Linked DNA regions of Homo sapiens: region 1 is linked to region 2. The links are chromatin loops, found by intact Hi-C in ENCODE. Cell type or tissue: natural killer cell. All regions are shown on one strand.

Region 1 (8,000 bases), 250 kb after region 2:
TTGTAACATCTTTCTTTCCTTTGTGGTTAGCCAAGGTAGAGGTTTATCAATGGTACTGATCTCAAAGAACTGGCTTTTTGTTTTATTGATTTTCTCGGATGATTTTCTGTTTTCTATTCCATTGATTTCTGCAAGAATTGTTTTTTAAGCTTAGAGTATGAATTTAGATTTTTCTCATTATTGACACCGCGTCATGAATGTAGTTCACTGAATTCAATCTCACTGAAATGTACACTAAATAATTAAAATAATATGTATGCTTCACCATAATTTAAAAAGTAAAACACGATAGGTGATAAATGTAGTAGCAGGATATGTAAATCCACAGAATTAAATGGTCTTGTAACATTTTGAAAAATGAGGGGATTGGCCTGGACCTTCAAATGGGCAGGAGGTGTGAGGAGATGCTCTCACAGAACCATACAGTGCCTTTCTGTATTAATCAGTTCTTAACGCTAATATTTCACATTTCTCCTCCTCTCCTTTGCTTTCCTTCCACACCAAAGAGAATGGTCCAGCAGCAGCTCAGTCCATGCTTGTCAACCACCCACCTCCATAGACTTCAGCGCTGGTCCCCACATCCCCCAAGGCTCCTAGTGGGATTCCTGAGAAGCACCAATGCACTGACTATTACTCTATGTTCTCCTAGCTTCTGTTCTGGACCTGGAAGATATTGCGCTTGATATTGCGGAGGAGGTGTTATCTGAAATGGTGAGATGCATTCCTTCATCTGGAAGAGAATTTTTTTTTTTTCTGGGGCTTCTTCCCTTATTAATGAAATGAAGACATAAAAGTCTGACCATATACATAACAGATGACTAAGACAATTTTCTTGGTGGGGGGAATATCAAGTGAATATCATTTTTGATTGCCATTGTCAATCAAGCTTCAGTTGATCAAGCTTCAGTTGGTCATGGACTCTAGTGACCAGCCATGAGTTTATGAACAACTGAGGCCTAATTGATGATGACAGTAAAAAATGACAGCATTACCTACAAACTGTCTGGTAGTGAGCATATTTTTTAGTAGCAACTTTTTCTTCTTGAAAAATAATTTTGTATTTGCCAGCCAACATGGACTTGCAAATATTCCATGAAAACCCATTGCCCAAAATTCCTACCGTATGTATTTATTATTTTTAAAAAAAGCTTTATTGAGAAATAGTTGACATGCAAAACAATTCACCCATTTAAAGTGGGTGATTCAGTGTTTTTACTGTATTTACAGGGTTGTGCAACCATTGTACAATCTCATTTTAGAACGTTTTCATTCCTCCACGAAGAAACCCTGTATCCATTAGTGGTTACTCCTCTCTTTTTCCAACCCCCACACCTCTGGCGATAGGAAGCCACTCATCTACTTTCTATTGCTGTAGATTTGCCTACTCCGGCCGTTTCTTTTTTAACTTGTTTTTTTTTTTTTTTTTTTTAAGTTCTGAGATACATGTGCAGGATGTACAGGTTTGTTACATAGGTAAAAGTGTGCCATGGTGGTTTGCTGCACCTGTCAAACCATCACCTAGGTATTAAGCCCTGCATGCATTTGCTGTTTATCCAGATGCTCTCCCTTCCCCTGCCCCGACAGGCCCGAGTGTGTCTTGTTCTCTTCTCTAACACCGTATATATCCTAAGACCACTCCCTTGCTGATACAAATCTAAGTGATGGGTTGTGGGGGGCTCTATTCCCTGCTTTTGTCTGGAGAGCCTGCCTGGCCTCAGGTTCCTGATAGGAGTGAGGACCTGGAGTGCACTGTGAGAAACAGATGGCTCAGTGAAGAACTGTCATCATCCACTGGAGTCCCTGGAAACAGCCGTATCATTTAGATGGTGTGGGTTTGTGTGCATGAGGGTTGGGAGTTAGCTAGGGATGAATTAATGTGTAGTGATTGTGAATGTGTTTGTAAATGTGTGTTTTTCCCCTAAAATGTGGACCCGCATGCCCAGCACAGTGCAAGTGTCAGTTTTCTTGAATTCCTGGCCTATGGTGGTTCTCTCACCTCAGCCTCCCGAGTCATGTCATTCTTCTAATAAAAAGGAAGAAAAACTTCAACACCACCATACACTTTACATAAATGACCTCTTTACTCCCTCACCACAGCTGTACCTGAAGGTCAGTTTAATATCCCTACTCCTTATATGGAGAGAGTGCAGAAAGGAATGAACCCAGATTTTGACCTCCTGAATGGAAAAGGCAAAAGTGAACCCAGAAATGGGTCCCGATGTTGATGGTCTGTATTACTTAACTGTGTCAGCACTCAGGCTTGGTGATATGACCCTACACCAGGGAGTTCCAGCACCTATGTGTGCCCCTGGTAGTGGTAGTGGATGGCCTATAAGCGTGCCAAACATTGCCCATCATCAAATGGGGCCCCATTGGTCACATAACCCTGGGTAGCAAAAGGTACACGGAACAATAGACGTTGGCATGGACATTACTGTGAAATATACATAGAAAGCCCACAGGCTTCTGGTCAGCTCACAGATTCTGAGAAGTGTAAGGGATCACATGGAATAGTGCAGGTCAACATCTGTCAGTGCTGCGATCATTCCTTAGCACTTGGTCAAAGCAGGGAAGGATCAGGAAGATATTGCATTGTATTTAGTAACATGAGTACCTCAAGCCTTAGAAATGCTCCAATCCATGGCCGGGCACGGTGGGAGGCTGAGACAGCCGATCACCTGAGTCAGGAGTTTGAGACCAGCCTGGCCAACATGGTGAAAGCCTGTATTTTTATACAAAAAGTAGTCAGGCATGGTGGCACACACCTGTAATCCCAGCTACTTGGGAGGCTGAGGCTGGAGAATCACTTGAACCTGGGAGGTGGAGGTTGCAGTGAGCCAAGATCGAACCCCTGCACTGCAGTCTGAGTGGCAGAGTGAAACTCTGTCTCAAAAAAAAAAAAAAAAAAAAAAGCTCCAATCCATAGCAGACGGACAAGGGCCAGTGCCACATCAGAACTCAGAGGACATTGTTGTTAGCCTGGTGCCCATCAATCTCACTGGAGACCTCCTGCATCGCTACGTTAGTGAGGCTTAGCGCTCACCATGTACTGATCCCCATGATGGACTGTCCCACTGTCGGGGGCTGGTGTGAGCATGAGCAGCCACTGACTCAATGGACGCACACAGTGTAAAGAAACGGAAGACATGGGCTGGGCGCGGTGGCTCAAGCCTCTAATCCCAGCACTTTGGGAGGCCGAGGTGGGTGGATTGCCTGAGGTTAGGAGTTCAAGACCAGCCTGGCCGAGCTGGTGAAACCCCGTCTCAACTGCAAATACAAAAATTAGCTGGGTGTGGTGGTGGGCACCTGTAATGCCAGGTACTCAGGAGGCTGAGGCAGGAGAATCACTTGAACCCAGGAGGCAGAGGTAGCAGTGAGCCGAGATTGAGCCATTGCACTCCAGCCTGGGTGACTGGACGAGACTTCGTCTTAAAAAAAAAAAAAGAAAAAAGGAAGGGAAGAGCAGAGGAGAAATATCACAGTTAGTACTCATATCTCTTAGACCCCTTCTGAGTAGGAGTGAACAGGACCTGGCCTTCCTGTCTGCCGAAAGCATGGCATGGACATCATCCTAAATGCCTCAAGAATGGAGTTTCATTGCTTTCTCTTGTCTTCTCCATCTGTATGTGATGATGGCAGTGACACCAGCAGAAATTGGTTGGGGGGCAGAACAGGAATCAGGTCCCCACTTCTCTGACACGGAGCAGACAGGACACAAATCAGCAGGGATGGACTTCAGGGTCAGGACACAGGTCCCAGGCCTGATCTTCCTGGGGCTGGGACAGATGAGTTTTTCTTTTTCACCTCTTCTGGAAGTCACTTGAGGAATGGTCCTTGAGGAGACACTGTTGACCAAGGGTTGTCTGGCCCAGAAATGTGTTTTTGTTGTTTTGTTTGTTTGTTTGTTTTGAGACAGAGTCTCACTCTGTTGCCCAGGCTGGAGTGCAGTGGCAGGATCTGAACTCTCTGCAACCTCCACCTCCCAGGTTCAAGTGATTCTCCTGCCTCAGCCTGCTGAGTAGCTGGAATTACAGACGTGCACCACCATGCCCAGCTAATTTTTGTATTTATAGTAGAGATGGGGTTTCTCCATGTTGGCCAGGCTGGTCTTGAACTCCTTCAGATGATCCACCTGCCTCAGCCTCCCAAAGTGCTGGGATTACAGGCGTGAGCCACTGTGCCTGGCTGACGTGTTTCAACTGGACAGCGCCCCCTAGCACTGGGCCTGTAGCTGCAGCACTCCCGAGTAGCAGGGGAGGTGAGGAGGGACACGAGTGCCAGTGCACCATGAGCTCAGCAGAGGGATGGGGACTGATTCCAGAGTCCAGCTCATCCTTGCAACTCTTCTTAGAATCCAGAGTACATCAGTTTCCACTTATTTTATAGAAGGTTTGGAATCTTCAGTGTCAAAGTCTGTGTTGTGTCTTCCCACAGGGTGGATAGAGGAACCCTGGCTATGGGTGTTTTCTGCCAGGGCAGTGACTGTGTCTTCCTCATTAGTCCTTATCCCAGAGCTCAGTCCTGGGGCGAACATGTTAGGCCCCATGGGCATTGTAATGAACACATCCCTGGGATGAGTTCTAGGTCGCCTCTGGGGTGGGATCTAGCTTAGTTGTGGAAATGTTCCCTTCTCAGCCTGTCCAGCCTGTTGAGCCCTACACCAATCCTGGAGGCTGCCCCAGCTTCTGAGTCAGGGTCCCTGGAGATGAACTTGAGCTCCTGAGGACAGTGAGGTACCCCTGCCCCTCGGTTCCTGCTGCGCTGATCCTGTCTAGACAGGCTGTGCAGGGCCACGCTCTTCCCCTGTGTGCACGTGCGCCCCCTGCTGGAATCCCTCTGGACCTGGATGTTGTCCTCATTGTTGTCATATCCCCAGCCCCACACAGTGACTGGCACTTGTGCAGATGCCCAGGAAGTAACCATAAACGTATGGTAGGAGCAGAGCTGCAAACTATTTCGCAAGAAAACACCAGGGGAGGGGAGTCATGTCTTCCTCATGTCTGGATCTCCTGTGCCGTCTAGTGTGGTTCTCAGTCATATATGTGCCGCCTCGTATTTTTTTTTTGAGGTGGAATCTCGCTCTGTCGCCCAGACTGGAGTGCAGTGGCGTGATCTCGGCTCACTGCAAGCTCCACCTCCCGGGTTCACGCCATTCTCCAGCCTCAGCCTCCCGAGTAGCTGGGACTACAGGCGCCTGCCACCACGCCCGGCTAATTTTTTTTTATTTTTAGTAGAGACGGGGTTTCATGGTGTTAGCCAGGATGGTCTCGATCTCCTGACCTCATGATCCGCCCACCTCGACTTCCCAAAGTGCTGGGATTACAGGCATGAGCCAACGTGCCCGGCCCTCATTTAAATACATTGAAATATTTACAATTAAAAGTTCAGGGCCGGGCATGGTGGCTCACGCCTATAATTTCAGCACTTTGGGAGGCCGGGGCGGGTGGATCATCTGAGGTCAGGAGATCGAGACCAGTCTGGCCAACGTGGTGAAACCCCGTCTCTACAAAAATTAGCTGGGTGTGGTGGTGCACACCTGTAATCCCAGCTACTCGGGAGACTGAGGCAGGAGAATCACCTGAACCCGGGAGGCGGAGGTTGCAGTGAGCTGAGATCATGTCATTGTACTCCAGCCTGGGCAGCAAGAATGAAACTCTGTCTCGAAAAAAAAAAAAAAAATTTCAGAACCTCATCACAATAGCCACCGTGCAGTGGCCCAGCAGCCTTATGTTAATGAAGCGGAGAGATTTCCATCCCCGCAGAATGCTCTTTCACATCTGCTGTGAGCCTGGCTGAGGGACCGATTGTTGAACTCCTCTAACTCAAAGTGTGCACATGAAAGTGGGAATCTCAGGGCTGTGAGATTGGAGGTGAGACCTGTAATGGGCCAGTGGAAGGAAAAAGTTGAAAGGTGGTTCCTTCAGTTTCTCTTTCTCAATCGAAGGCTGGCAAGTGTGAGCAATGCCTTTTTACAGACCTCTGACTCCACAGAGACCACGGAGAGTCTGACAACACCGAGGAAAGGGCAGAGTGATGTGTAACCCAGTGTGGCCTCACCTGCAGTAGGAGGCTGGGCGAGTTGCTCTCTGGAATAACTTCTTGCAGAGTTTTTGTCTCTTAATGATTGGCCAATGGACACCATCCATGAGGGCAGCTGCAATGAGGCAGATCTGCAGGTAGAGAATGATACTCTAGGAGGATCTCTGGGAGCAGTTGGGTGACACCTGTTGGTTTGGAACCTAGGAAAAGGGCAATGAAGTCAGAACCGAAGGAAATATGCGTAGAAGTCTGACTTGTTCCTTTTGTATTTTAGTAAGATAGAGATGAGACAATACATGTCCATGGACTTTATGTGCTGTGTTTGTAACCATTTTTTTTCTTGCTCTGGTGTTTAATGGTTACCTTTCCACAAGACCAGTTTTTCCTATGTCACAGCAAACATCAAAGCCCTGATTTTTGATTGGTTAGTATCTTCTGGGACTTGGGAATGCAAGAGTCTTATTAGGTCTGGGCACTGGCTAAGATGCAAGGTATCTGGTGAGACTCCCTCATGCTCACTACTTGAACACAGTTGTTTCTCTGAGATGTCTCAATATCTTCAGTCCCACGCTCCATGTGCCGCATCCAGCAAGCTCCCTGAGGGACTCCCAGTCTCCAACCACCAGCGCACTGACATTAACTGCGTGTCCTTTTAGGTCCCCCTGAGGACCGCCTGAGTTTAAAACTTCTACCACCAAGTGAGGAAGACAATGATGACACCAAGGTAAGACTCCTTTCTTTGCCTTCTAAGGAAATGTTGCTTTCCTGATGTCAGAAGCAAACTCACCCATCCACACCCAAAGAATGGACTCAGAGGCCTGCAGAACAGAAAAAGTGAGACTTTTAATGATGGTCTTGCAAGGTCGAGTGTCTGATGGGCAGACACACCCAGAACAATTTCAACAAGCAGTTTATCCCCTAGTGTGCAAGTCCCTCCCCTGGTTCCTCAGAGGCTGCGTACTATGGGGTCACAATCTTCCCAGGTTGTCGCATATTGATTGTTGGGTAGGAGCTTTAGGTTTTATTTTTATGGTTGTCTTAACTGCATTTTGTTGCAGCCCACAATGCATTGCAATCCTAGTCAGCTCAGGGGCTGTTCAAGTATTTGACTTATGACCTTAGTAGCTGGGCAGGCTGGTAAGAACAGACAAAGTGAGGTATTTTGCAGGCTAGTAAACTTTCAACTTAGACTAAACTTCTTTGTTCAAGTGATGGGAACTAAGTAGTGTGGAAGGGGGGCCCAACAAGCAGACATTGCCTGTCCAACCAGGAGCCTAGTATTTCTTCTGTACTTTTTTGACCTGAACCAGTTCAAGGCACTTTGTCTTAAAAATGGATCACTGTATACATTATTTCCTTAACCTGATTTCTTTCCTTCTCAATTAATTTTCACTTAATATGATGAGGCATATAAAATACAAATACACAATTCTCTTTGTGAGGATGGAGTTCAGTGGGAATGTCTTCCCATCTAATACGTGACACACTAGGATGTTTTTAAATGACAGCATCCATCATCAACTGTAATGCAGAGGCATTTTCCTCCACACCAATTTTCCTCTTTGAATTAGGCATTGTGCATTTACCAATCTAAATCAACTTCAAAGAAATTCTGTGGGAAAAGCTCTTGTCTTTTCCACAGGTGTCCTCCATGCTAGAATGTTTGCTCTTTGAACCTTGACTCAACCAGTTTCACAACTAGTTTTCTGAAGTCATCAAGAGACTAACTGATCTGTGTAAGGGGTGCAGCAGAATTGATCTGATCCTCATAGAATCTTCTTTTGTCTCATTGCAGATTTTACCATCACCTATCCAGGGTACGTACTTTGAACTAACTTTCTGAGAAACAAACTTGCTGGCTTTAATATATAGAAACCTCAATCTGGGTTCCTATTAAAAATACTGGGGGTGTGGTGAGAGCAAATGATTCTGCAAGTGTATAGCTATGAGAAGAGGGGCTG
Region 2 (8,000 bases):
ATCTTCTGGTTTCTCAGATGGGGAAACTGAGGCCCATGGTGTTGAAGCAACTTCCCAGCCTACAGGAAAGCTTTCTATGCATATCAAGCTTTGCAACGAGGAGGATGACAGAAGAATGTGGCACTAGGCGAGGCGGGGCTCTGGAGGGAGAACCCTGGCCTAGAATCCTGGCCCTGTCTCTACTGGGTGTGTGGCTTTTGGTAAATCACATCATGGCTGTGGGCATCAGTTTCCCTCTCTATAAGTGGCAGTGGTCAGCCCCACCTTGGAGGAACTGTGCTGAGGATTAGCTAAGAATAAGGGGCATTAGTGTCCTTGGCACAGGGCTGGACTTAGAGTGGGCATTTAATATGGAGATGGTGTTTGTTGGGAGCTGGGGAGGGCTCTGATATAATGGCAGGGACCCCCACCTCCTGTCCCATGCTCTTCCCAGCTGCCTCTCCAGCCCCGCCCAGGGTCTGTGAGGCTGACTCTCGCAGGCTTCCTCTACTCCAGCCTCCCATGGCAGAGGTGGCTGCTTTCAGTGTAGTGAGGAACTGCTGAGTGGCCCGTGGGGCGTGACACCCCAGCTGGGGCTTCTGATAGCTTCTTGGGGAAGGTGCAGATCCCTCACCTGCCCTTTTAAGATCCTCCTGCAGGGTCCGTGTTCCATGCCTTGGTCTCCCTGGAGATGGGAAATCACTGTGGTTTTCATTGTGTTTCTAAGCTTCATGTCCCCACGTTTGACTCTGTGACCAGATTTTTGAATGGAAAAAATCTAAATGTGGTTAGTTCCACTGTTTTCTCCCCAGACCCTCTTGCTACTTGTTCATTTGGCTGTGGCCCTCACTCAGCGTGTAATCACCTCTAGGTGACAGTAGTAATAATAATAGTCATGAAACAGCAAAAGATATTATCCTCTTTGACGCTAAGTGCCTCAGTGTGTGGGATCTTGATTAATCCTCACAAATAGCCCTGAGGGGTGGATTTTATTATTATTTTACCGAAGAGAAAACTGAGATTCTGAGAGGCTGAGTAACCACCAGATATGCAACAGCTGGCCAGGGGCAGAGCTGGGATTTGAACTTGGAAATCTGACTCCAAAGCTAATTTGATGACTACATGCAGTCTCTGTCAGGCAGGGAGGTTGCTTGTGTGTTTACCACTGAACTCTCAGCCCTTGGCCCAGTGCCTGGCACATAATAGGTGCTTAATAGATGTGGGCTGGCCAGGTGCAGTGGTTCACGCCTGTAATCCCAAGACTCTGTGAGATCAAAGCGGGAGGATTGCTTGAGCCCAGGAATTTGAGACCAGCTTGGGTAACACAGCAATACTCAGTCTCTACAAAAGAATTTTTTTTTGAATAGCCAAGTATAATGGTGTACGCCTATAATCTCAAATACTCAGCAGGCTGAGGCAGAAGGATCACCTGAGCCCAAGAGTTCGAGGCTGCAGTAAGCTAGGATTGTACCACTGCTTCCCAGCCTGGGAGACAGAGCAAGACCCTGTCTCAAAAAGAAGTAAAAAATAAAAATAGATGTGGGCTGATGGACCACCCTGTTGACCTGACATGTTGAAAGCTATTGTGGGGACAAATGGCCTTATCGTAGTGCCTGGCACTCCATACGCACACCGTAAGCAATTACTGTTACCAGCTTCTGAATCTCAGATCATAGTGGCTTCAGTTTGTGCCAAGGGTCTGGTTTGGCTTTGTCTCAGCAATGTCTGTGGCTGAAATAGAAGAACTGACTATTTTTGTGCTGTTTGAGTTGGGCCTGAGGTTTGGGCCATGGAACAGTTTGCATCATGAGAGATTTTCATCTGACTTGAGCTGTGGGCGCCTTTTTAGACCCAGTCATGGAGGCAAAAACGGGCTTGGAGTCAGTCTCTCCTGGCTTCTATTCCCTACTGGGCCACTTATTAATAGAGCATGGGGCCTCGAGCAAATCTCTTAGCCCTCCCAGAAACTCAGTTTTGCCATCTATAGAGTAGAAATATTGATAGCAACTTCCTCGTGGGTTGGCCTGAGGACTCAGTGAGGCGATGCAAACAAAGCCAGGCATACAGTAGGTGCTGAATAAGTGGTGGCAGCCGATGCTGGTGCTAGGCACCTGATGTGTCCTCAGTTCAGTTCAGTTGCATGCACCAGGCCCTGTTCTAAAGGTTTGGGATACATCAGTGCACAAGACAGCCATGTTTCCTGCCCCAGGGACTAACTTTTTTTTTTTTTTGAGATGGAGTCTCGCTCTGTCGCCCAGGCTGGAGTGCAATGGCACCATCTCGGCTCACTGCAACCTCCGCCTCCTGGGTTCAAATGATTCCCCTGCCTCCGCCTCCTGAGGACCTGTGATTATAGGGGCCCGGCCAGAATTAACATTCTAGTGGGGTGTTCAGGCAATCAACAATGGGTATGTGTAAGAACGTTGTATAGTATGTCAGGAGGTGGGCTGTGCTGGGGAAAGACAGAAGGAACCAGGTAAGAAGGTTCTGGAGGGCTTGGGTGTGTGGGGCCTCTGCCTCTCTAAAAAGGTGACATTTGAACAGAGACTTTAGAAGCAGGGAGAGCATAGGCCAGGGGAGCTTGGGGGGAAACAGGAATAGTCAGTGCAAAGGCTTTAAGGCCCAAGCATGCACAGGCACATTTGCAGAACAGGAGGGATGCCACGGTGGCTGCAGCAGACTGGGTGAGAGGAGAGAGTGGGCAGTGAGAGCAGGGAGGTGACCATGCCGGGCCTTGCAGTCACTCTAAGGACTGTGCCTCGTGCTTGGGGACACCAGAGCCATGGGGGAGTGACCCTTTGAATAGGACTGACACAACCCAGCTTGGCCTTTGAGTAGGTCCCTCTGGCTGTCATGTGGGGAACAGACTCAAGTAAGGGGACCAGTAAGGAACCACTGCAGTGGTCCAGGTGGGAGATGATGGCCGCTCAGACTGGGGCAGGAGAAAAGGAGAAGTGGGCAGATTCTGGATCTAGTTGGAAGGTTGAGCCCCAGGATGTGCTCATGGATTGGACATGGGATAGGAAAGACTTGAGTCATGGATGACCCTGAGAGTTTGCCATCTGCTAAAAGATGGAGCTGTCATCAGCTTTCATTAGGAAAACTGCAGGGTAGAGGGTCTTGGGGGCAGATCGGGACCCAGGTTTGCACTTGTTGGTTGAGTTTGAAAAGTCAGTTAGATACCGGTGTCAGCATACGTTCTCCACCTCTTCCCGTAGCTCCCCTTCCCCAGCTGTACAATGGGAAGGGTCTTTCATGCCCTGCCCATGCCTAAGAGTTGTTGGGATACTCAGGTGGGAGGGGAATTGTAAAGGATTAAAACACAGGGATTAAAACACCAATCCCTGTTGTGAGATTCCTCAGCCCCTTGGAAAATCCTCACCATTTCTGAGCTACAGGAAGAGGTACCCAGAGCCTTTGGAGCAGAAGGCCCTGCTCACATCCACTAGAGGGTTTGAGAATTCAGCTGAGCCCAGGCCAGCTCCTCTCAGCACCTTCCTCACTGTGACAATTTCAGACTCTTTGTTTTTTATTTATTTTTATTTTTTTAGAGACAGGGCCTGGCTCTGTCACCCAGGTTGGAGTGCCATGGTGCAATCATAGCTCACTAAAGCCTCGAACATCTGGGCTCAAGTGATCCTCCCACCTTGGCTTCCCAAAGCACTGGGATTACAGGCATGAACCATCACACCTGGCCAATTTCAGACTCTTTGTCTGCCTGTTATGGCCCCTCCAAGCAGGACCACTGCCCTGCCTGTTAGTCCACAGGGTCTTTGCCATATGTAAAATAGATTGCTTTTTACAGTAATAAAAAGAGAGCCATGTGGTAACAATGGCTCCCCAAGCCTAGACTTCCACTTTTTGGTTCTTGGTGGGCCTCAGTCACCTTCCCGTGCTGTTGGGAGCTTTGTCCTGAGAGGCTGAAGTGGACCCCACTCTCAGATGGAGGTCTTTGAGGCCCCAGCCCTAACTGTTCCAAAGCAGTCATTGCTGGGTGTCAGACATTCCAGGGCTTAGAGCAGTTAGAAGGGGCATGCCAATCTCGTGACTGCTGAAAGGAACCGTAAATGCAAGGCAGAAGCTTGGGAGGGCTGGACATGTGGGCAAAATACTTCTAGGAGCCAGGATTCCAGGATGCAAATGCCATGTGACCCTGAGCAACTATTTGCCCTCTCTGGGACTCAGTTTCTCTGTAGGTATAATGAAAGATTGGACTGGAGTCTCTTAAAGTTTCTTCCTGTGCACAATCTCCCAATTCTAAGAGTCCAGTAAGGAGTGGAGCTTCAGAGTCAGACAGATGTGGGTTCTAATCCAGCCCTCGCTGCTCTGTGACATTGAACAGGTGACTTCGTGTCTCTGATCTTGTGTCTCACCTGACGATGAGAAACTCCCTGTCTCAAATGAGGATTGTGTAAGCATTTCATTGTGGAGACCAGTGGGGAGAGCACCTAGCACACAGTAGGTGCTGTCTTTCCACATATCCAAGGGAGGAATTGAACCCACAGTGTAGAAGTTGCTGGCTGCCTCGAGGGTGGAATGACTTCTCGATTGAGGCACTAGAGGGCACCCCTGTTCTAACAACAGGGGTTAGATGGGCAGCTGCTTTTTTTTTTTTAAGCATGTGCAGAGCTACACACTTTCACACCTGAGTGTGTGTGGCTGTCTCAACAGCCAGTGAGGCAGGGGTTCTGACTGTCCAAATTTTGCAAATGAGGACACCGAGCAAAACCTGACTTGTCCAAAGGTTGCACAGAGCCTCTGGAAAGTCCAACATCAGGAGAGAATAGTGTGGAGTGTAAAAAGAAGGAAGGAGAAGGGAGGATCATTTGAGGCCTTGGAGTTCCAGACCAGCCTGGGCAACATAGCAAGACTCCATCTCTACAAAAAATGTAAAAATTACCCCGCTGGGTAGTGCATGTCTATATTTCCAGCTACTGGGGAGGCTGAGGCAGGAGGATCACCTAAGCCCAGGAGTTGGAAGCTACAGTGAGCTATGGAAGGCTTGATGCAGGTTGATGCCCTCTCCGTGCCCTCTACCCGCACTGTTTGCTGCTGGTAGGCAAATGGATTTTCCAGAGCTGAAAAAGGACTCAGATTTGGGGGTTTCAAGCTGAGTGGACATGTGGTTTCTGTGTTTGAGACAGAGTTGATGAGTGTGGAGCCAGGATACTGTGACCTTGTGCCAGCCACCACCCCCTCTGGGCCCAGCATCTTCTTTGTTGAAATGCATTAACTTATCTCATAGTTGGCTTGCCGTGCACGTGTATTGAGTGCCTACCCTGAACTAGGCCTGAGCTGGGTCTTAACACCTGAGTAGGACAAGAGAAGATGGGCATCCAAGAGGCTGAACCACAATGCGCAGAGGCCAGGCACCTCTGGAGGAAGTGGGAGATTTGAGGGTGTCATTGATTTTATCACTGTGATTGGAGCCCAGAGGACACAATGTAACCATTTCAGTGGTTCAGTAATGCATGGATGACAAGGTTTTCAAGGAATTTGGTCTGAATTATTACAGTTTAAGAAAACCTGATGTTGGCCAGGCCTGGTGGCTCATGCCTGTAATCTCAGAACCTTGGGAGGCCCAGGTGGGAGGATCACTTGAACCCAGGAGTTAGAGACCAGCCTGGGTAACATAGCAAGACCCTGTCTCTACAGAAAATTTAAAAATTAGCTGGGCGTGGAGGTGCATGCTTTCAAGTCTCAGCTACTCAAGAGGCTAGGCAGGAGGATCACTTGAACCCAGGAGTTGGAGGCTGTAGTGAGCTATGGTTGTGCCACTGCACTCCAGCCTGGGTGACAGAGCAAGACTCTGTCTCTCTAAAGAACAAAAAAACAAAAAACACCTGATATTTTATATAGAAATTCTGAGGCAGGGACATACAACTGCAGGTGTTTCATATTGTTTTAATATTTCATATCAAACATTTATATTAATAAAATATAGGCATGTTCATGTTGACCTAATATTTTGTTGCTATAATATAAATGTAATAATATCGTAATCAGAGATTTTTATTTTGCTCCTCCTATGTGCTGGTGTATTAGTTTTCCAGGGCTGCCATATTAAAAAACCAGAGACTTCTGAATGGCTTAAACAGAAGAAATGTATTTTCTCACAGTTCTGGAGTTTACAAGTCCAAGATCAAGGTGTTGGCAAGTGTGGTTTCTCCTGAGGTCTCTCTCCTTGGCTTGCAGATAACCACTTTCTCTCTGTGTCCTTACACCATCTTCCCTCTGCGTGTGTGGGCTCCTGTCTGTGTTTCCAGATTTCCTCTAATGACGTTAACAGTCAGATTGGATTAGAGCCCAACCTAACACCCTTATTTTAAACCTAATCACAACTTTACAGGCCCTATTTTCAAATAATAGTCACCTTTGATGTACTAGGGGGTTAGGGCTTCAATATGTGAATTTGGGGGGAATATATTTCAGTCCATAGCAGCCAGGTACTAGGAAAAGCACTTTAGAATGTTTCTTTTTATCCTCACAACAGTCTTAGAAGGGAGGCACTGTTATTATGTGCATTTTACAGATAAGGAAAACAAGGCTCAGAGAGGTTAACTCACTTGCAGAAGATCACACAGCTGGTCAACAGTGGAGCCAAGATTTGATCCCAGGCTGTCTTACTCTGGAGCCTGCACTGTGTTAGTTTATGTCTTTAATTTGACCTTAATCCTAGGGATACCTTTTCCACATTCTATTGAATTTACCAAGCTGTCCTCATGCCTCATTTTACTCTGCCCTCTCCCTGTTAAGGCCTAGATTGGAAAAGACCCAGATAGCAGGGAAGAAAGCCCTTTGCCAGACCCCCTGCTGCCCCAGCTTGCCTGGGCCCCACCTGGCCTGTTTGGCTACCTGCCCAGGGGGGAGTGCCTGGGGCCACCCCCTTCCAGCTCTGCCCTGACCGCCCCTATTTGCCGAGAGCAGCCTGGGCCCAGTGAAAGCCGCCTTTGTCCTCCAGTTCATTCCTCCTGGAGGGATGACCTAAGTCTTGTCTTGAGGACAAAGCGGCGGCCTGCCACGTGAGTGCAGGTCAGTCCCAGTAGTCTGCAGAGTCTCCCAGCCTAACTGATGGGAGTGGCAGCCTTAGTTATGGTTTGCCAAGTTTAGTGTGGTCAGGAAGGCTGCAGAGCCCCCTCTGTGTCCTGAGAGATAATGCCAGTGGCTCCTGTGTGTATAGAACTTGACAGTGGCTTACGTCTGTAATCCCAGCACTTTGGGAGGCCGAGGCGGGCGGATCACCGAGGTTAGGAGTTCGAAACCACCTGGCCAACATGGTGACACTTCATCTCTACTAAAAATACAAAAATTAGCCAGGCATGGTGGCGCACGCCTGTAATCCCAGCTACTCAGGAGGCTGAGGCAGGAGAATCGCTTGAATCGGGAGGTGGAGATTGCGCCAAAGCACTCCAGCCTCAGCGACAGAGCAAGACTCTATCTCAAAAAAAAAAAAAAAAAATTGACAATGTATAAAAGGTATTTTATGGTTTCTGGTTTATCTGATCCTCCCAGATTCTGCAGGGTGTGCAGGGCAGGGACCTGTTGAAGAAATGCCTCCAGGCCAGTTATCAGTTGCCATAACAAACGACTCCAAAACAGCAGTGCAAACCAACCACTGTTCATTATGTCCATGGATCCTGTGGGTCAGAAATTAGGCAGGGCTCAGTGAGAGTGTCTGCTGCCTGTCTGGAGTGTCAGCTGGGAGCCTCGAACAGTTGAGTGATAGAACCATCTAGAGTCTTCTTCACCCATGTGTTTGGTGCATGTGATGGTTCAAAAACCATCTAGAGTCTTCTTCACCCATGTGTTTGGCACACGTGATGGTTCAAAAACCAGGCTTCCCTGGGACTGTCAACCAGAGCACTGAAACACGGCCACTCCTGGTGGCGTGGGCTTCCTCACAACATGGCAGCTTAGGGCTCTGGAAGTGAGTGTTGTGGCAAAGAAGGCAAACGCCACACTTCCCTTTATGATGGCTGCAGCCACAGGACTTACATAGCGTCACTTCTGTTCTCTGCTGG

The links. A loop is a pair of places that touch in the nucleus more often than their neighbours do. Peaks named below come from ENCODE experiments on the same cell type or tissue, not always from the same donor. Only the 100,000 strongest peaks of a DNase experiment are listed, where the experiment ranks them.
Region 1: it touches region 2 in a loop (4-fold over the local background); 13 of 110 quality-filtered maps call a loop at or near these places.

Annotation. Positions count from the first base shown.
Region 1 is chr22:25,329,438-25,337,437 of GRCh38, forward strand. No RefSeq gene overlaps it. Among named protein-coding and RNA genes, the nearest start is that of CRYBB2, 110 kb to the left of the region's middle. In natural killer cell, no CTCF peak of the experiment used is centred here; DNase peaks (open chromatin) are centred at 4,224 and 4,814.
Region 2 is chr22:25,077,038-25,085,037 of GRCh38, forward strand. All of the region lies in intron 6 of KIAA1671, which reads left to right. Among named protein-coding and RNA genes, the nearest start is that of KIAA1671-AS1, 32 kb to the right of the region's middle. In natural killer cell, CTCF peaks have their summits at 4,510 (motif pointing right) and 4,724; a DNase peak (open chromatin) is centred at 4,534; H3K27ac peaks cover 205 bases.